Linked DNA regions of Homo sapiens: region 2 is linked to region 1. Evidence: chromatin contacts called from ENCODE Hi-C data. All regions are on one chromosome and are shown on one strand. Each heading gives the region's core, a stretch centred on a gene start or an enhancer-like site at or near the end of the contact. The rest is flanking DNA. Distances are from core to core; before and after follow the strand shown.

Region 1 (3,064 bases), core at 384-2,883:
GGAGGCTGAGGCAGGAGAATTGCTTGAACCTGGGAGGCGGAGATTGCAGTGAGCCGAGATTGCGCCATTGCACTCCAGCCTGGGCAACAAGAGCAAAACTGTGTCTCAAAAAAAAAAAAAAAAAAAAAAAAAGAACCTGTTTTCTTTTGTAACAGAACACAATTGGAGAAACTGGTTATTTTGCCAAGGCTTTGACTGGAATGGTGTGCTCTCCTTTAAGGAATCAAACTTGACTTATGGAGCCAATATAGCCCTTGGACACTGGCCTCAGATTCTGTGTACACAGCCCCTGTACAGGGTTTCTGACCTGTGGTAAGTAAAGAATGTCAGTTTCTCGCAGGCCAGGAACCCCAAGTTATCTTAAAACCTGAAGAGGAAAGGAATTCTGCCAACTCATAGGTGTTTAATAGTACAAATCCATGGCTGGGCTTGGCTTCAAAAAGTCTTATCTCAAATTCCTTCTATGAAACAAAGTGCCATCAAAGCCAATTTAAAAGGCCTATGTAGCAAATAGTTATTCTTGCTGAATTGTATGCAAATAATTAAGCCAAGTATAATAAAGCAAATCAGTCCTACCATGACTTGTCTTTTAATAAACATGGAAAACGGAACAGAGAAAATTATGTTTCAAACACTATAGCACACCTGTTGTTAAATTCTAGTCTTGCCTAATATTTTTCAGTTTTTACTATTTGCTACAGTTTAACTTATATCCATTACAGAAATCAACTCCTAAATACATCACACTCAAGTCAAAGCTTAAAAATCTGAGGAAGCAACTCCTAACAGCCCAGAGAAATGTCCCAAATATCAATGTACAAAACATAAATAATCTTAAGCTAAAAGCACAAAAAATAAGTTCGTAAGTAAAAATTACTCATCTTACTCAGTCTCACCTCTATCTCACCAAATACTTTTTGTCATTTCTACTTCTCGTTTTAAGCCAAATATTAAAACGTTTTTAATGGAAATTATTTACTATGCCACCCTTGCAGGAATTGCTTTACTCACTTTACTATTTGCAGGAAAACTATATACGGTAGCACCCTCAGGGTAAAATATCGGACAGAGAATCTCAATTACTGTAGCATTTTGCTTAATTATGATCCTCATAGTAGGAATAACAGTTACTAACAAAAAATAACACATAGGCCTTTCCAAACATGTGCCTCTACCTCTCATTGGAAAAAAAAAAAAGTTGCTTCTATCTCAACCAATCAGGCCTAATAAAAAATGCTGCTAAAAAGCCCAGGACTCATGTTTTTACCCTACCTAATTCAGCTTTTTCAAAAATTCTTAACCAATAGAATCATGGCTATTTCACAAACAACTACCCAAAACATCTACAAATGGCATTGCTCCTTCAGCCAATCCAAAACCAGAAATCTGTCTGCCACCCCCCCCCCAGCAGGAAGTAGCAAAACAAACAAACAAACAAAAATATTGCCCCTCATCCTTTTATAACTATAGGGTCTAGAATGACAGGGCAGGAGCACCGTCATGTCAGTCAAACATCGCCACTTTAATTTCCAGCCCCTTTTCTAGCCTCCTGCATTTCAAGGAAGTCACTTCTCTTCTAACTACAAGCAGCCGGAAGGAGCAGACAGTAAAACACAGATAAGACACCTTGGGCACAGAGGGAGGGGGGAAAGTCTCTTGGGTAACAGCCAAACTTCACCCTCATACAATGGGCCCCAGTGAAACAGTGGGCCCTAGTAAGCACATTCCTTTCCCTTTACGTGCACTAAGATAGGGAAGCTAAAAGTAGACTCGGGGTATACCTGCAGCTTCAGGAAAATGGATGGAAATGCACACAAACTCTCCCTCCCAGATAAGCGAGACAAAGAAACACAAGAAACATTCCAAGCCTATAATAAGCTGTCCCACATCAAACCCTTAAAAACTCTTAGTGTGTAAGAAAAAATGCCTCTAACCTAACTTGGCCAGAAGCCCCTCTCAAGTTTATTCTCCAAAATAAACCTGTCTTTAATTGTTAAGCCACTTTTGGTGTTTCTTTTCTCTTTCTTTCTTACACTAGTAAGCTAAGCTTATAGGCTAAAAAGCTATAAGTAGGGAATGATTTTTAAAGCTCAGTGTTATTATGGGTAGTAGTCTTAAAGAATAGCACAATAGCATATATTTGAAAACAGCAAAATGAATTCTCTGCATGCAATAGAAGTTCCATGCAAGAGAGAGTCAGGAGGAAACACAAGGAAGGTGGAGGGGCACTCATAGAAGGTCTCCGCTGAGTTTTCACATTCGCCTTATCTTTTTTATTATGTGTATTTAAGGTACACAAGATAATGTTTTGATACATGTTCATAGAGAAATGATTACTACAGTCAAGCAAATTAACATCTATCATTTTGTGTGCATGTGGTTAAGAGCCCCTAAAATCTATCCTCTTAGAAAATTTGCAGTATACACTACAATATCATTGACTATAGCCCTCATGTTGTACTTCAGATCTCTGGATGCATGCGTCTGTATCACTGAGACTTCGTATCCTTTAATATACATCTCCCCAGTTCCTGCCACAGGTGTGTTCAGAGTTACAGTGTTTCAGGATCAGGTCAGGGCCTGCCTCTCTATGACGGCTCAGCTTGTGCCTGGATTCAGGGAACACTTAGAGAGACCTTGGCTCCAGGGCCTGGAGTGTACACCAGCTTGGTATGGTGATGGCTCCAGTCTCTGAAGCGTGGGCATCCATGGAGCAGCTGAGGCTTGGGGGTTATGGCATGCATGAGGTTGAGAGAGGAGGCAGGTGATTTCCCAAAGTGGCTCAACAGCAGCAGCTTCTTGGGTAAGGGAGGGTTGTGAAGCTGTGCCTTCCTCTATGGGGTTCCCCCAACAGAAATATCTGTTTCTTAACTCAGTGACAAAACATGCCAGTGTCTTGTTTGAAGAAGGCCCCTGGGGACCATGGTGGTTCCTGCCATGCGGCTGATATCAGTAGCTTTCACCTTTCTTCTTTGACCCTAGCCATCTCCTGGAGTCTCAGATATGCCAGTCTCACCAGTGTTCTTTTCTGTGGATAGCCTCCTTTTTTATTGTATTTTGTTGT
Region 2 (3,064 bases), core at 194-2,693, 180 kb before region 1:
GGTTTTCCCCTCTCAGCAGGGGCCAACTGGACTCCTGCATTCATTTCCGCTCAGGATTGGTCTGCACAAGGCCCTTCTTTAGCCTTTAAACTTATCCATGCCTTTAGGCTCATTTATCTGTTCCCTGCTATGCACACACTCAGTCATCCCCACCCCCATGTCTGCTGTGTGAGCAGGGCTGTGCTTGCCAGGGCACCTGGGTCTGTGAGGCTGCGGGCGCCTCTAGATCATCAATCTCGGCCTCGTCTCCTTTTTCCCCACTGGAATCTCTCGGCTCATCCACATGGCTGCCCATCCCCAATGACGATGCTCGTCCTGGCCCCACCCCCAATGACGATGCTCGTCCTGGCCCCACCCCCAGTGACGATGCTCGTCCTGGCCCCACCCCCAACGACGATGCTCGTCCTGGCCCCACCCCCAACGACGATGCTCGTCCTGGCCCCACCCCCAACGACGATGCTCGTCCTGGCCCCACCCCCAACGACGATGCTCGTCCTGGCCCCACCCCCAACGACGATGCTCGTCCTGGCCCCACCCCCAACGACGATGCTCGTCCTGGCCCCACCCCCAACGACGATGCTCGTCCTGGCCCCACCCCCAACGACGATGCTCGTCCTGGCCCCACCCCCAACGACGATGCTCGTCCTGGCCCCACCCCCAACGACGATGCTCGTCCTGGCCCCACCCCCAGTGACGATGCTCGTCCTGGCCCCACCCCCAGTGACGATGCTCGTCCTGGCCCCACCCCCAGTGACGATGCTCGTCCTGGCCCCACCCCCAGTGACGATGCTCGTCCTGGCCCCACCCCCAGTGACGATGCTCGTCCTGGCCCCACCCCCAATGACGATGCACGACCTGGCCCCAGCCCTGGGGGTTTCTTGGGGACATCCTAGGTGTGATCTCACTGGGTCTGGGCTGCCTCTCCTCACTGCCTCCTAGGAAGCCCCACCGCCTGCTCACTCTTCAGTCATCAGGCTCTGGCTGCGTCGCCCACACTTTCGGAACCAGCCTCTCCCCTCACCGCCCGGGGCCCTTCCTTCGCCTCCTGAAACAGCCTCCCCGGCCCTGCACCTAGTGTGGGTTTGGGCAAAGCCCCTGCATCCTTCTGAGCTCAGGGCCTGCCACAGGCCAAAGCCTTGGCCACCCCCGACGCTGCCCCCTGCTCCCTGCATTTCTGTGCTGGAGGGGCTGTGAGCGTGCGCTACCATGGCCAGGGTGCTATTATTTCACTCTGCCATGTGTGGAGTGTGGGGTGTCACCCTCGGGTGTCAGCTCAGGACCACACAGGCCCTGGGACAGGGATGATGGGAGCACGGTTGCCAGCTCCAGGGAGGCCCAGACCTGCCTGCCTGGGTCACCCTCATGTACGTCCCAGTCTGTTAGTGACCACAGTGGGTCTTCGGGAGACAGGCAGACCTCCCACACCCCTGAAAGTTGGGCCTGGGGGATGGCTGTGGGTTAGAGAGGAGGGCCTCGCCCACAGGGACCTCGGGCCATGGGCACTTCCCCGCTGCAGCCTCTGCCCTGCAGCACCCCCTGGCTCTGGGTGTGGCTTTTGAGGTCCCCACAATCACACCCATCCTCTGCCTGCAGGTGTTCCCCACCACCCTCCCATGAGCCCCTTCCCTGCACCTCCCCCAGGCCGTCCTCAGCGGGGCCTCTGCTGATCTTCTCCGCAGTCAGTAGGAGCTCCCACGGGGTCCTCCTGGGCCGACCTGTGCTGCCGCCACGCACCTCACTCTCTTTACTGTTGCCAGCCCCCTGCAGTCCATACTGTTATTATCCCCATGTGACAGATGAGGACACCGAGGCACAGAGAGGCTGGCAGCCTTGCCAAGGGCAGCAGGAGGGAGGCTGGAATAGTCTGGACCCCACTCCGCTCTCTTTTTCACCTACACTAGATCTGTCTGTATGGCCACATCCCTGGCTATTTCAGCCCAATACGATGGCACAGGTCACTTAAATAAAAAAGAAAACAAACCAATAAACAAACATAAGCGCCTGCACCTGCCCCATGCTGTCTGTGCTTTCTCCTCTGGTTGGGATCGTGGCTCTCTGCTGCCCTCCTGTGGCCGTTGGTTTTCCTGGGTGGGGAAGGGTGCTGGCCTCATTCACAACAGCAGATACTCATTCCTCCAGGGTCAGGCTATGGGGCTCAACGTGATCAGGACAGATCTGAGCCCCGTGGTTATGGAGATGCCAGCTTAGCTTTCATACGTGACACAAACACATACACAGTCTTTCCAAATGGAGGTGTAGAGCAATTTTTAAATTTAAAATTCATGTTTTATTTTTAATTGTTCTAGAGATGGGGTTTCGCTATGTTGCCCAGGCTGGTCTCAAACTCCTGGGCTCAAGTGATCCTCCTGCCTTGGCTTCCCAAAGTGCTGGGATTACAGACATGAGAAACCCTGTCCAGCTGAAATGGAACATTTCTAATCTGTAGAGATAGGATCTCTCTGAGTTGCCCTGGCTGGGGTGCAGTGACACTGCAGCGTCAGACTCCCGGGCTCAAGTGATCCTCCCACCTTGGCCTCCCCATTATCAGCTGGGATTATAGGAATGAGCCACCATGCCTGGCTTCAAGCAATTTTTTATATTCACACACACACACAAAACATTGACCTAACTGATTGCAATGAAGATTTGTCACATCTATGCCCCAAAATCACCCAATAAAATGAACAGACAACTTGATGGGAAAGGATTTGGTAAGGTAGTTGGCAAAAAAAAAACTGGCCTTGAGCATTTTAAACTGTTAATTATAAAAAATGTCAGGCATACACAAAAGTGAAGCAAGTAACAAAAACTCCCATGTCCCCTGGCAAGATTCTTGCTTCTTTTACTCTCCTGTGCTTTCACATGTTTTCTTTTTATTTTTTGTTTATTTATTTATTTACTTATTTATTTTCGAGACAGGCTTCTGCTCTGTGGCCCAGGCTGGAGTGCAGTGGCATGATCATGGGTCATTGCAGCCTCAGCCTCCTAAGCTCAAGCAATCCTTCCGCCTCAGCCTCCCAAGGAACTCAGCCTCCCAAGTAACCACGCCCGGCTGATTTTTGTA

The links. A loop is a pair of places that touch in the nucleus more often than their neighbours do. Pooled maps may share reads with other maps.
Region 2: a loop to region 1 is called in a map of GM12878, with 2.7 times the contacts of the local background. The contact joins two enhancer-like sites. A Hi-C loop is called at or near these places in 1 of 168 maps with a recorded cell type or tissue (GM12878), 3 of 37 single-sample maps with no recorded cell type and 3 of 50 pooled maps.

What each region holds. Positions count from the first base shown.
Region 1 is chr5:180,975,325-180,978,388 of GRCh38, reverse strand. No RefSeq gene overlaps it. Among named protein-coding and RNA genes, the nearest start is that of BTNL3, 12 kb to the left of the region's middle. RefSeq lists an enhancer at 2,693-2,882. Within about 2 kb of position 1,633, at least 2 of the 41 ENCODE cell types and tissues checked have a DNase peak (open chromatin) inside an H3K27ac peak, as active enhancers do.
Region 2 is chr5:181,158,475-181,161,538 of GRCh38, reverse strand. It overlaps OR2V2 (olfactory receptor family 2 subfamily V member 2), which reads right to left. Exons shown (of 2, transcript NM_206880.2): 2 at 2,254-3,064. Among named protein-coding and RNA genes, the nearest start is that of TRV-AAC1-2, 4.1 kb to the left of the region's middle. RefSeq lists enhancers at 113-402, 977-1,156, 577-1,332, 1,333-2,089. Within about 2 kb of position 1,443, at least 21 of the 41 ENCODE cell types and tissues checked have a DNase peak (open chromatin) inside an H3K27ac peak, as active enhancers do.